4 separate regions of the Homo sapiens genome follow, and regions 1, 2 and 4 are each linked to region 3. The links are chromatin loops, found by intact Hi-C in ENCODE. Cell type or tissue: heart right ventricle. All regions are shown on one strand. Region 1 overlaps NFIB (nuclear factor I B). Region 2 overlaps NFIB (nuclear factor I B). Region 3 overlaps NFIB (nuclear factor I B). Region 4 overlaps NFIB (nuclear factor I B).

Region 1 (2,500 bases), 200 kb after region 3:
TCATAATAAGAGCCTAAATTCTTACTATTGTACATCAACATATATTTAAAAATCTCATTGTAAGTTGGAAATAAAAAGTTTGCAGCTAAGAAGCTTCTTGTTTAGAAATAAAAGTTCACCATTCAAACAAGCCATTGAAGTACATATTAACCTTTGATGTATATTTGAGATTTCAACTGAATAAATTAGGAGCTCACTTTTGCCTTCCCTAAGTGAGACAATAAAGTCAAGTAAAGTCTAGTTTATAAGAAATCGGTCTTATTTTCATAATCTCAAAATTATAATCTCCTGACTATATATATATTACCTATAATAAGAGCTAATGAATCAGTGGCCTGATCAATTCAGGTCTTTGCATTACTTCTCACAGTTGCATGGATTTTATTGGTGCTTGGGCTTCAGCATGTTACATCTCTTGCATGACTATATAATGCTATTATTTGAATTTCAATTACTGGTCTAGTGTATATTTAAATTGTTTCAACACTTTTCTTATAACACTTTTGTTTTTAAAACTAGAATTTGAAAGTACTTCTCATTACACTGAAAATTTCTGTTACACAAAATGGCCTTTTTAAGAAATTACTTCTGTAGGATTTTTTTAAACTAAGATATTAGTTTAAATCTTCTTATAATATTTGTCCTGGCAAATGGCAAAGCCAAAGCTTGGTACTACCATTGGAAAGGTAGTCATTTATTAGAGGCAAGCAATTAAAAGGACACAAGTGGACTATGAACAAACTTTTCAATACAGTCAGGAAGCAGGCTATCAACACTTGGGCTGTTCTTATTGTGTCTGTTATCATAATTGACAGCTTGACGTAAAACGCTATCACATGACTTCTGGGTAGGTATGTAAGTGGATAAGAGGTCACTTTTCATGTATGCTGGCTTGAAAGGAAACACATTTAAAGGAAGTTTCAGTCGAAATAATGGCTATGCAAATGTTTAGCTCTTTGGCTAGTTCTTAAATTCAAAAAATCCTTCCATTGTCTGTCTTTTGTCATTCCCTGGTTTGTTCACTTACCTTTACTGGGAATCAAAGACTAATATCCAGATAAGCTGTTCTAATTAATGTAAAAGTAAAATTACATTTTATGTAACGTTAACTTTAATCAACAGAAACACAAGGAAAAAATTATCTTCTTTTCTGAAAATATTAACTTAGATCTCAGTTGAATCAGGGAGGTAGAGGGAATTCTGAAGGTTTTATTTACAGATATTTTAGCATTAAATATTCTTGAACTGCACATAAGGGACAGGGTAGGAAAGGAACAATGACAGGCAACTGGTGTAGTGGGTGAGAACCAGGGATTAGGAGTCAGAAGGTTTGGGTTTTAGTGTTGATGTGACAGGGCATTTCTAACCTTGGACAAGTCCTTAAACCTTGGAAAGGAAAATGAAGAGGTTGAACTACATAAGCTCCAAAGTCCCTTGAAACCTTAAAATTTACAAGTTGTAGTAGCCTCTAATTTAAAAACAAAATCTTTCATTTTCTAATACTTATCTTATGATTTATGGTTAATAATGTTTATTCTGCTCATGGACTATGCATACTCATTTAAGTTAATTCTACTTCTGCTAATTAAATTAAATATCAAGAAACATGGGTTTCAGAAATTGGCACTAGAAGTGACTTTTAAGATATGAGGATGATCTTGAGTATCTTTTTTTTTTGTTTGTTTGTTTTTTTTTGCATGTGTTGTATGTGAAACATACAACACAATTTTATTCTGACCATTTTTCTTGTTCATACCATTCCTTCAGAGGTTACATGCTATTCATCCAGAGACCATTTAATTTGCTCCATGTAGGTAATTAATATTAGCAATAAAATAAAATTCTCCTAATCCAAAGTATGAATATTGGAGTGTTAATCCTTTTAAGCATCTGTTTTCCACCGCAAAAAGAGCCTTCACCCCTTAAAAATCTGTTTCATTGAGGGTCTGGAGAAATGAAGAAACACAAGAAAACATAAAACATACCTTTCAAGATGTTCTCCTGAGGGCCATTGTAAACGTAAAAAGAAAAAAAAGTGAGAAGGTAAATTTGCCTGTGTTGATTGTTCTGTTCACAGTTTAATGGTTTATTGGTTCAGTTGAGATTTGTTGTCATCGTAGGAACTGTTAGTACCTCAGCCTGTTTGCTGAGTCTAGCAAAATAGAACATTTTGCTTACCTTCTTTCTTTTGTTCCCAAAGCTAATTGCTGTGTATTTAACAAAAGACCCTGTTAATAACAAAGGAGGACCCCCATTTGAATAAACAAACTATTAGTCTGAAGTCACAAGCAATATTAATTCTTTATGGCTATCTGCTACTTACATGATTATTTGAGTGTAGTTTAGGAAAGGATAATGATCCAAATCTTAGGTGTTTCCCCTTTATGTAGCCATTTGAGAGGAACCAGATGGCCCCTATCCTTTTTCTTTTTTTCTTTGAAGCAATCTGATTTGAACTGGGCCAGGAACAAGGTTCTCTTTCCAGAGACCACAGAACTCC
Region 2 (2,500 bases), 50 kb after region 3:
TTGGAAATGGGGTATAATGGAAAAGTAAACAGTTGAAATAATGGGATTATTTCTCAGAGTAGTTGCATAGTTCATGCTGAACCTTCAGCAAAATCTTATTTGGAATGGCTTCTACTGTAAAACACCTAGGAGCAAACTTAAAAATACTATAAGTTGGCAGCAGCAGAAAGAATTCACAGGGAATGTAGTAGTGCAACATCATCTGTCTTTGTTCAAAAAAGTTTATAAGATAGTTCTATTCCACTGTCTTGCCCCATGGCAGAAGAAGTTCTGGCTGGGAGAGCAGGCCTGGAAAGGCAGCACAGGGCCACATACTCCAGATGTGTAGAAATGTTCTCAGATACTTAGACAACATGCTGTTCTCACCCACCAGCAAAAGTTCTTTGACTGGAAGGGCTGAATTATTCAGCATAATCCTGAAAGCATTGTTCCCTTACTAATAAGTATCCAAGGTTAAACAGCCTATTGGTTAAATTGCATGTTGGAATAAATTGCTCTGTTAGATCAGAGCAGTTATAAAACTGTGGTAGATCTGAATGAATGTTCTCAGTGATGATAAGCAGTACCTTTGCTTCTATTAAATTCATGTTCTAATACGAGTCATCAAAAGGTTCTTTTATGCTAACTATGTTCATAAAAGAACACTCAATGTTTGACCACCACAACAGCTACAGCCACTAAAAACATAAATATGGGGGAAGTCCACACTGCTCAGACAGTTTAGTAAATTGTATTATTTAAACAAAATCTATTTATAGGAGATACTGAGATACTGATATGATGCTTTAAGAAAACCTTGTCCGTTAAAAAAAAATCTCATTTTTTCTTTAGCATGATAACAAATAATTCTGCCTACTTATATTAATAAATTCAATGACAAGGAAACCATAGCTGGCACATTATTGGTCTTAGTCTTAGAATTATGTTTCTTTCTTTCGTTTTTTTTCTTTTTTGAGATGGAGTCTCGCTCTGTCGCTCAGGCTAAAGTGCTGTGAAGCGATCTTGGCACACCACAACCTCTGTCCCCCGGGTTCAAGCGATTCTCCTGCCTCAGCCTCCCAAGTAGCTGGGATTACAGGTGCCCGCAACCATGCCCGGCTAATTTTTTGTATTTTTAGAAGAGACAGGGTTTCGCCACGTTGGCCAGGCTGGTCTCAAACTCCCGACTCAGGTGATCCACCCACCTTGGCCTCCCAAAGTGCTGGCATTACAGGTGTGAGCCACTGCACCTGTCCAGAATTATCTTTCTATTACTGAAAGATTTTTGAGGTTTTCTCTCTTGTTCATTCAGCACTGAGCTAGGCATTGGGAATGCTGGGTTTTGCTGGTCCTGGGGAATTCACAGTCTAATATCCAGCTTGTAGAAGAGTGACTTTCAGTGTTTCACAGTTTTTTTCAGCTGTGCAGTAGCTGTAATAAGGCACAGCTGTCACCTTGTGTGCACCATGTTCTAGGACTATACTCAGTTTTATATATGTGTATCTCATTTAATATTCAGAGTAACCTCGTACTTCCCCTCATTTTATAGGTGAGGAACCTGAGCCTCTGTGTTAACCAACTTAACCAAGGTTAAACAGTTAGTAGGTGTCAAAGTCAGATTTAGAACCAGGACAGTCTGGCTTTAAAGCCTTGGGTGCTAAACCTTTAGGCAATACTGCCTAATCCATAAAAGTGACAGTGTTTTTGTTACTATGTGGGCCCTTCTTGTGCTCTAGGCCATAGAAAGGCATCTTGGCTCTCACCTCTGCTTAGTTCTAGGGTAGCAGATCATAATCTCATCAGAACTGGGGTAGTGACAAAGCCAGGTCAAACTAGGCCATGGAAGCTCAGTTCCTGGTTCTATTTCAAAGGCAGGAGTCAGGAAGTTAACGGCCTCAGGATGCTGTGCTGTCTCTTCAAGTTCTGCAGAGGACCTCTGGAACTGGTGCATTGTTGGAGCAGATCACCCTGCTCAGCTCCCTCTCACCCTTCTCACCCAATGGTCTTGTCACTTTGGGTCCAGTTTTATGAGCTCACAGTGATTAAGTAACTGTGATTCTCATGGTTCTGAGACTCTGACTGCCAAACAAGCTAGTGTTGCTGAAATATTTTAATGGTCTGGCATATTCACTTTCCTTTTTGGAAGTTAGTGGATTGGCAGCTAGAATATGAATATTATATTTCACTCCTCTTCCTTTTTTTCTCTATCTTCTAATTAGTCTTTCTCTGCTTTCTGATTTTTCTTCTATCTCATCCTACTTATATGTTTTCTTCTTTATGGTTAGCAGTGAAATTGGTCTAAAGAGAAAACTTCTGTTTGTAAGGAGGGGTTCTTGTCTAGGTAAAAGTTTTTGGAAAATTATTTATTTCTAAATGTGCAGAATGGGTATATAATTAATAATTTTTTTTCTTAGAACATAGTTTCCCTGTAACCATGTTTTGGTATGGAATGAAAGATGAAACTGAGATTATTAAGGCAAAAATGCAGTAAGACCTCCCTCACCCTGAAATTCAATCTCTC
Region 3 (2,500 bases):
TCCTTTGCCCACTTTCCCTCACTGTATACCGGTTTCTCTAGTTACCACTTTTGGAATGGTGCTGTTTCAGTGTTGGAATGTTGGACGTTTGATAAGAAAATGGATCAAGTTTAATGGCGCATGCTCTTTGTGCCACCAGCAGCCTCTTGCTGAGAGCATGCTCCAAAAGCGGGAACTGTGTGGCATTACACTGAGCATCTATATGCTTTGTGTTTCTGTGCCACAGAGAAGAGAAATGAACTGTGGCATCGCTCCTGCCTTCTGAACAGCTCTACTCCGATTAAAAAAAAAAAATCTCACTGTGTTCTTTGTAAAATGGTACTGCATAGTGTTAGTTGGTCAATCAAATATTGAAATACTATATTAGGTGCCAAGCACCTTAGTTAGTTGCCTATATTTTAAAGAATGTAGAATGCATGGCATTGGGGTGGAAACAAGGGGGATGGGGCCAGAGTGTAATACAAAATATAAACCTTATTTCCTTTATAGGAGGGAGAATTGACCTGTGAATTTTGGTGGAAAGGGGACAGCTGGGCATACTTTACTTTCTTCTTGTCCTGTTATTTTGATAATTTTAAATAAGAAAGGAATGTTATTTTCATGTATAACTTTTTGTACTGAATTGGAAACGGGTTGTGGTCTTCTTTTCTTATTTTTTGAGCTTTTAAAATTAAACTGACTATGCACATCTTTTCCTCACCCCTCTGTCTTCCACAGGATGAATTTCACCCATTCATCGAGGCACTTCTTCCACATGTCCGTGCAATTGCCTATACTTGGTTCAACCTGCAGGCTCGAAAACGCAAGTACTTTAAAAAGCATGAGAAGCGAATGTCAAAGGATGAAGAAAGAGCAGTCAAAGATGAGCTTCTCAGTGAAAAGCCTGAAATCAAACAGAAGTGGGCATCCAGGCTCCTTGCCAAACTGCGCAAAGATATTCGCCAGGAGTATCGAGAGGACTTTGTGCTCACCGTGACTGGCAAGAAGCACCCGTGCTGTGTCTTATCCAATCCCGACCAGAAGGGTAAGATTAGGAGAATCGACTGCCTGCGACAGGCAGACAAAGTCTGGCGTCTGGATCTAGTCATGGTGATCCTGTTCAAAGGCATCCCCTTGGAAAGTACCGATGGAGAGCGGCTCATGAAATCCCCACATTGCACAAACCCAGCACTTTGTGTCCAGCCACATCATATCACAGTATCAGTTAAGGAGCTTGATTTGTTTTTGGCATACTACGTGCAGGAGCAAGGTAGGAGCAGATTGTTCTTTTTTCTAGCACGGCAAACACCGCCTACAAATCTCCGTAGACAGAGTATCTGGCTTGAGTTAGATGGTCCTCAAGGCCCCTAGATATCCTCCACCCTCTCTGGGTATAGTAGGGTGTCCGCTTTCACTCACATGTCCGCTGCCATGTGCGAGCCATGTAAATAGACACAGAGCTTTCGTACCTGGATAGGCTTGGATATTTAAGAAAGACCACAAAGAGGTGCGTTTTCAAGTATCTTTAAAATAATACTGTTTTTCAAAGACATAGGGTAGTCTAACAAATATAGTTCATTACACTATACTTTCTGTCGTAGGCTACATTTTTGCATCTAATCTAGTAATCTTTTCCTGATTTGAAAATATAACTTTATTTATGAATAGCCAAACCATCCTAGATAATTTTTGTATTAACCTTATTAATTAATGAGGTAGAGGGACTTTGTTTATGAACTTAGTGGTATCGCACTGAAAATAGAACTAATGTTTACTATTACAAAATGCTTAAGATAGATAATATCAAAAGTATATCTTACGTAGACCTAGATTTACTTAATTTTAATATTTCTATCATCACTTTTGATTGTGCAATATTCACTGTCGATTAAATGGAATTGAGTTATTATTTAAATTATTTATAGTATGTTCCCAGAGTTACTTGGGAACACTTAATAATGTTAGTTTACTTGTATGTAAATTCATAAAACTTACCGAGGAGGAAAGTCGCAGCGCTGCTTACAGAACAAAAAACAGAAAGTGGACTGGTTACACTGGTTTAAGATAAATCTTAAAAAGAATACAGAAACTGCATACCATACCTATTATTTAAAATACCTGAGAAGGAGAATGGTATACATTTTACCTAAATAATTAAAAAAGATGATGTTATTACTGAATATTTGAGTTAATGAAATGTTTATTATTTTTATTTTTCTTAATATATTTTCCTTAAGTAGGTAAGAATTTCTTTTCTTCAAATAAATGCATCAAGATATAGATGTCCTTGCATTACCAACAATCCATAGTAAAACAATCATTTTACAAAGCCGCATACCAAAAGTAGACTGAAGTTTGAGCTGTCACAGATGGTAGGTCATTTCCAAACTTGGCCTGGTGGGAGGAAAAATGGCCTGCAGATAGCCAGGTGACAGACTGTTACCTGAGGTTTGTTATATAAATGTGGGACTTAATAAACTGCTATGAGCTTTATTATTCAAAAAAATCAAAATTACTTTTT
Region 4 (2,500 bases), 99 kb after region 3:
GTTGTTCTTTCATCTCTGACTGTTTCTTCTTTTCCCTTATGGGTGGGGTGTTGCAAGGAAGAGATGAGGGCAGAAATAATATCATATTGGAAACTAAACTTAAAAAAAAGACTGAGTGAATCAGTGGGTCTAGATGAATTTAATACTGGAGTTGTTTGAGAAAAGATGAATATTTTTGCATTTTTTTGAATATATGCTTTGTCCTCTGAATAGAATACTGTATATCTTCAAAACATTGTTGAATGGTCCTCAGTTTATGAGAATAATCCCAAGTACCTAAAATGAGGGAAACTTCCAGGATGTTTTTTGGCAAAATGATTTTCATATTATGGTCATTGGAATAGGATAATTTTATACCACTCTATCAAAAGTACTTGTGAAGAGTCCTTAAGGAAAAAAAAAAAAAAGCTCTTTTAAGTAAAAATACCAGGAAAATGAACACATTACAACTTCAAAGTAGTAAAATAAAAACTTAAGTCACGTCTGTTTTTATGAATTTAGTCGTAATTCATACTCACATTTGAGACATAAAGTAATTTCTTGTTTTGCCACAAGTAGACGTGAGAATAATTCAGTTCTTCTTGAATTAGCAAATTTGGAATGAGGTGTAATTTTTTTCTTTTTTAGTACAATTTAACCTTGATGTCGGAAGGATTGCCAATTGAAAGAAAAAAAATCTAAACTGCCACTACACTGAACACGTATCGATTTACTCTCTTAGTCTTTTTTTTAACACCACGTATTGCTTTGTTGTATAGATGAATTAGAACCTGTCTGGAGTTTAAAAAAATGGCCTACCCTGAGGTCATTAAAATCAGATTACAAATATGGAATAAAAGTGGAAAGATGATTCTAAAATGACTTTTGGGGTATAAAACTATTTAGGGAGTGGGAAGTGACCTTTGAATTTAGATTTTGAACATTGTGTGCAGCTTGTCATCTTTTCAAGTCATCATGCTGAGGCATTTGGCCTTGTGAATCTGATGGTGCTGTGCTCTGTATGGGAACCCACCACCTAAATTCAACCAAGGAAATGTTTGACCTTGGGCTCTTTCCTTGAGTCTCATTTAGCCCTGTGTGAGAAAGTGGTGAACATTGTGTTGGTGGATCTGTCTTTCAGGTGGCAATGGAAACGGGCTCTTCTCTGTGGTCATGTTGTCTCTGTAGATAAACCATCAGACCTTGAACTCTGGTTAAGTACAGCCAAGACCGTAGTAACATTCATGTGAAAAATGACACGTGGGAGAAATTAGACTCTCATTTACGAGATGTGGCTTAGAGGGGGATTACTTGATCCTGTGGTGAAGCTTCAGGACTTTGGTGGGAGATGAAGAGGTTTGTGGGGAAGGAGGAAGGTAGTGGCTTTGAAAATGGTGTCTGGTGTCACATGCAGTCCCTGCACGGAGCTGCTCATGCCGAGCTGGCCCTTTGCCTGTCAGCAGCATGCACTGACTTAGTCCTCAATTTGTGGCATGCTATGGGCAAAAGGGGTTTTCTGGTCTCATCCTCCTCCCAGTTTGTACACATTACCAAACCACAACATAAACTCCCCACAGTCAGTGGCCTCCACTCAAGGGAGGCTTTTGCCAGGAAAATTGGGAAGGTATGTGTCAAAAATTAGAAAAAATTGACTAAGGAGCCCTGTAATTGCAGAGGTGCAACCTCTACCTGGACTGTATCTCTTTTTCTGTCCAGTGGTGACACCTCTAATTTGGGAAGACAGTAATTTAGTTTGGATTCTGGGGTCAGTTTGGCTTGGGTTTAATTCCTGGCTTTTTCAGTTATTAGTTGGATAGCCTTAGGCAAGTTTTCTCATCTGAAAATGGGAATAATAATAGCATCCCTTAGTGTTATCGCAAGGACGAAATCTATGGATACCGTAATATTGAGAACAGTATTGGACATGTAAACAAATACTCAATGACTGTTAGCCTTACTATTATTTTATTACTGTTCACCTAGAAGATATTTGCTGCTAAGAGGAGGATAAGCTAACATTGTAAGCACATACAATGTATGGAATAGTGGGGTTTTACACAGCTAATCACCATTTAGCCTCACTGGAATCCTTTCATTTGTAGGTGACAATTTTATATGCGTTGCACTGTCTTGTGCAGTCAGTAAGACATAGAGCATGATCTCCAAAAACTTGTATTCTAGTTGGGGATATAAAATATAGCTACTTGGCAATATATACCAAACATGACTGAAACTAAGACACAGGCAAAATCTGAAACCATCCCTTAGGTTTTTTTTTTTTTTTTTTTTTTTTTTGTAAAGCATGTTGTCTGAATCTCATAACTCTGTATATGATAGCATAGGGTCTCTTTGCAGGTACTAGATGGTCAATCAACATTTATCGAATTCTTCTGTTTGTTGAGCAGATTGTTGTTTTAGTATTTGGAAACTCTCAAGGAAGAAAAGGTAATAAGTCAGCAGTGTCAGACCATAAAATCTCATGAAAGGAAAGAAATTAGCTCAAGTTTTAAGAGTGTTAGTA

What was found. A loop is a pair of places that touch in the nucleus more often than their neighbours do. Peaks named below come from ENCODE experiments on the same cell type or tissue, not always from the same donor. Only the 100,000 strongest peaks of a DNase experiment are listed, where the experiment ranks them.
Region 1: a loop joins it to region 3, with 3 times the contacts of the local background. A loop is called at or near these places in 37 of 110 quality-filtered maps.
Region 2: a loop joins it to region 3, with 3.0 times the contacts of the local background. A loop is called at or near these places in 37 of 110 quality-filtered maps.
Region 4: it touches region 3 in a loop (2.5-fold over the local background); 31 of 110 quality-filtered maps call a loop at or near these places.

Annotation. Positions count from the first base shown.
Region 1 is chr9:14,106,509-14,109,008 of GRCh38, reverse strand. The region is part of intron 10 of NFIB (nuclear factor I B); the gene reads left to right. Among named protein-coding and RNA genes, the nearest start is that of LINC00583, 180 kb to the right of the region's middle. In heart right ventricle, no CTCF peak of the experiment used is centred here; no DNase peak of the experiment used is centred here; H3K27ac peaks cover 2,422 bases.
Region 2 is chr9:14,256,209-14,258,708 of GRCh38, reverse strand. All of the region lies in intron 2 of NFIB (nuclear factor I B), which reads left to right. Among named protein-coding and RNA genes, the nearest start is that of NFIB, 57 kb to the left of the region's middle. In heart right ventricle, no CTCF peak of the experiment used is centred here; no DNase peak of the experiment used is centred here; H3K27ac peaks cover 2,500 bases.
Region 3 is chr9:14,305,738-14,308,237 of GRCh38, reverse strand. NFIB (nuclear factor I B) reads left to right here. Exons shown (of 11, transcript NM_001190737.2): 2 at 718-1,249. Among named protein-coding and RNA genes, the nearest start is that of NFIB, 7.2 kb to the left of the region's middle. In heart right ventricle, no CTCF peak of the experiment used is centred here; DNase peaks (open chromatin) are centred at 66 and 1,086; H3K4me3 peaks cover 1,613 bases; H3K27ac peaks cover 2,500 bases.
Region 4 is chr9:14,206,470-14,208,969 of GRCh38, reverse strand. The region is part of intron 2 of NFIB (nuclear factor I B); the gene reads left to right. Among named protein-coding and RNA genes, the nearest start is that of NFIB, 110 kb to the left of the region's middle. In heart right ventricle, no CTCF peak of the experiment used is centred here; no DNase peak of the experiment used is centred here; H3K27ac peaks cover 2,257 bases.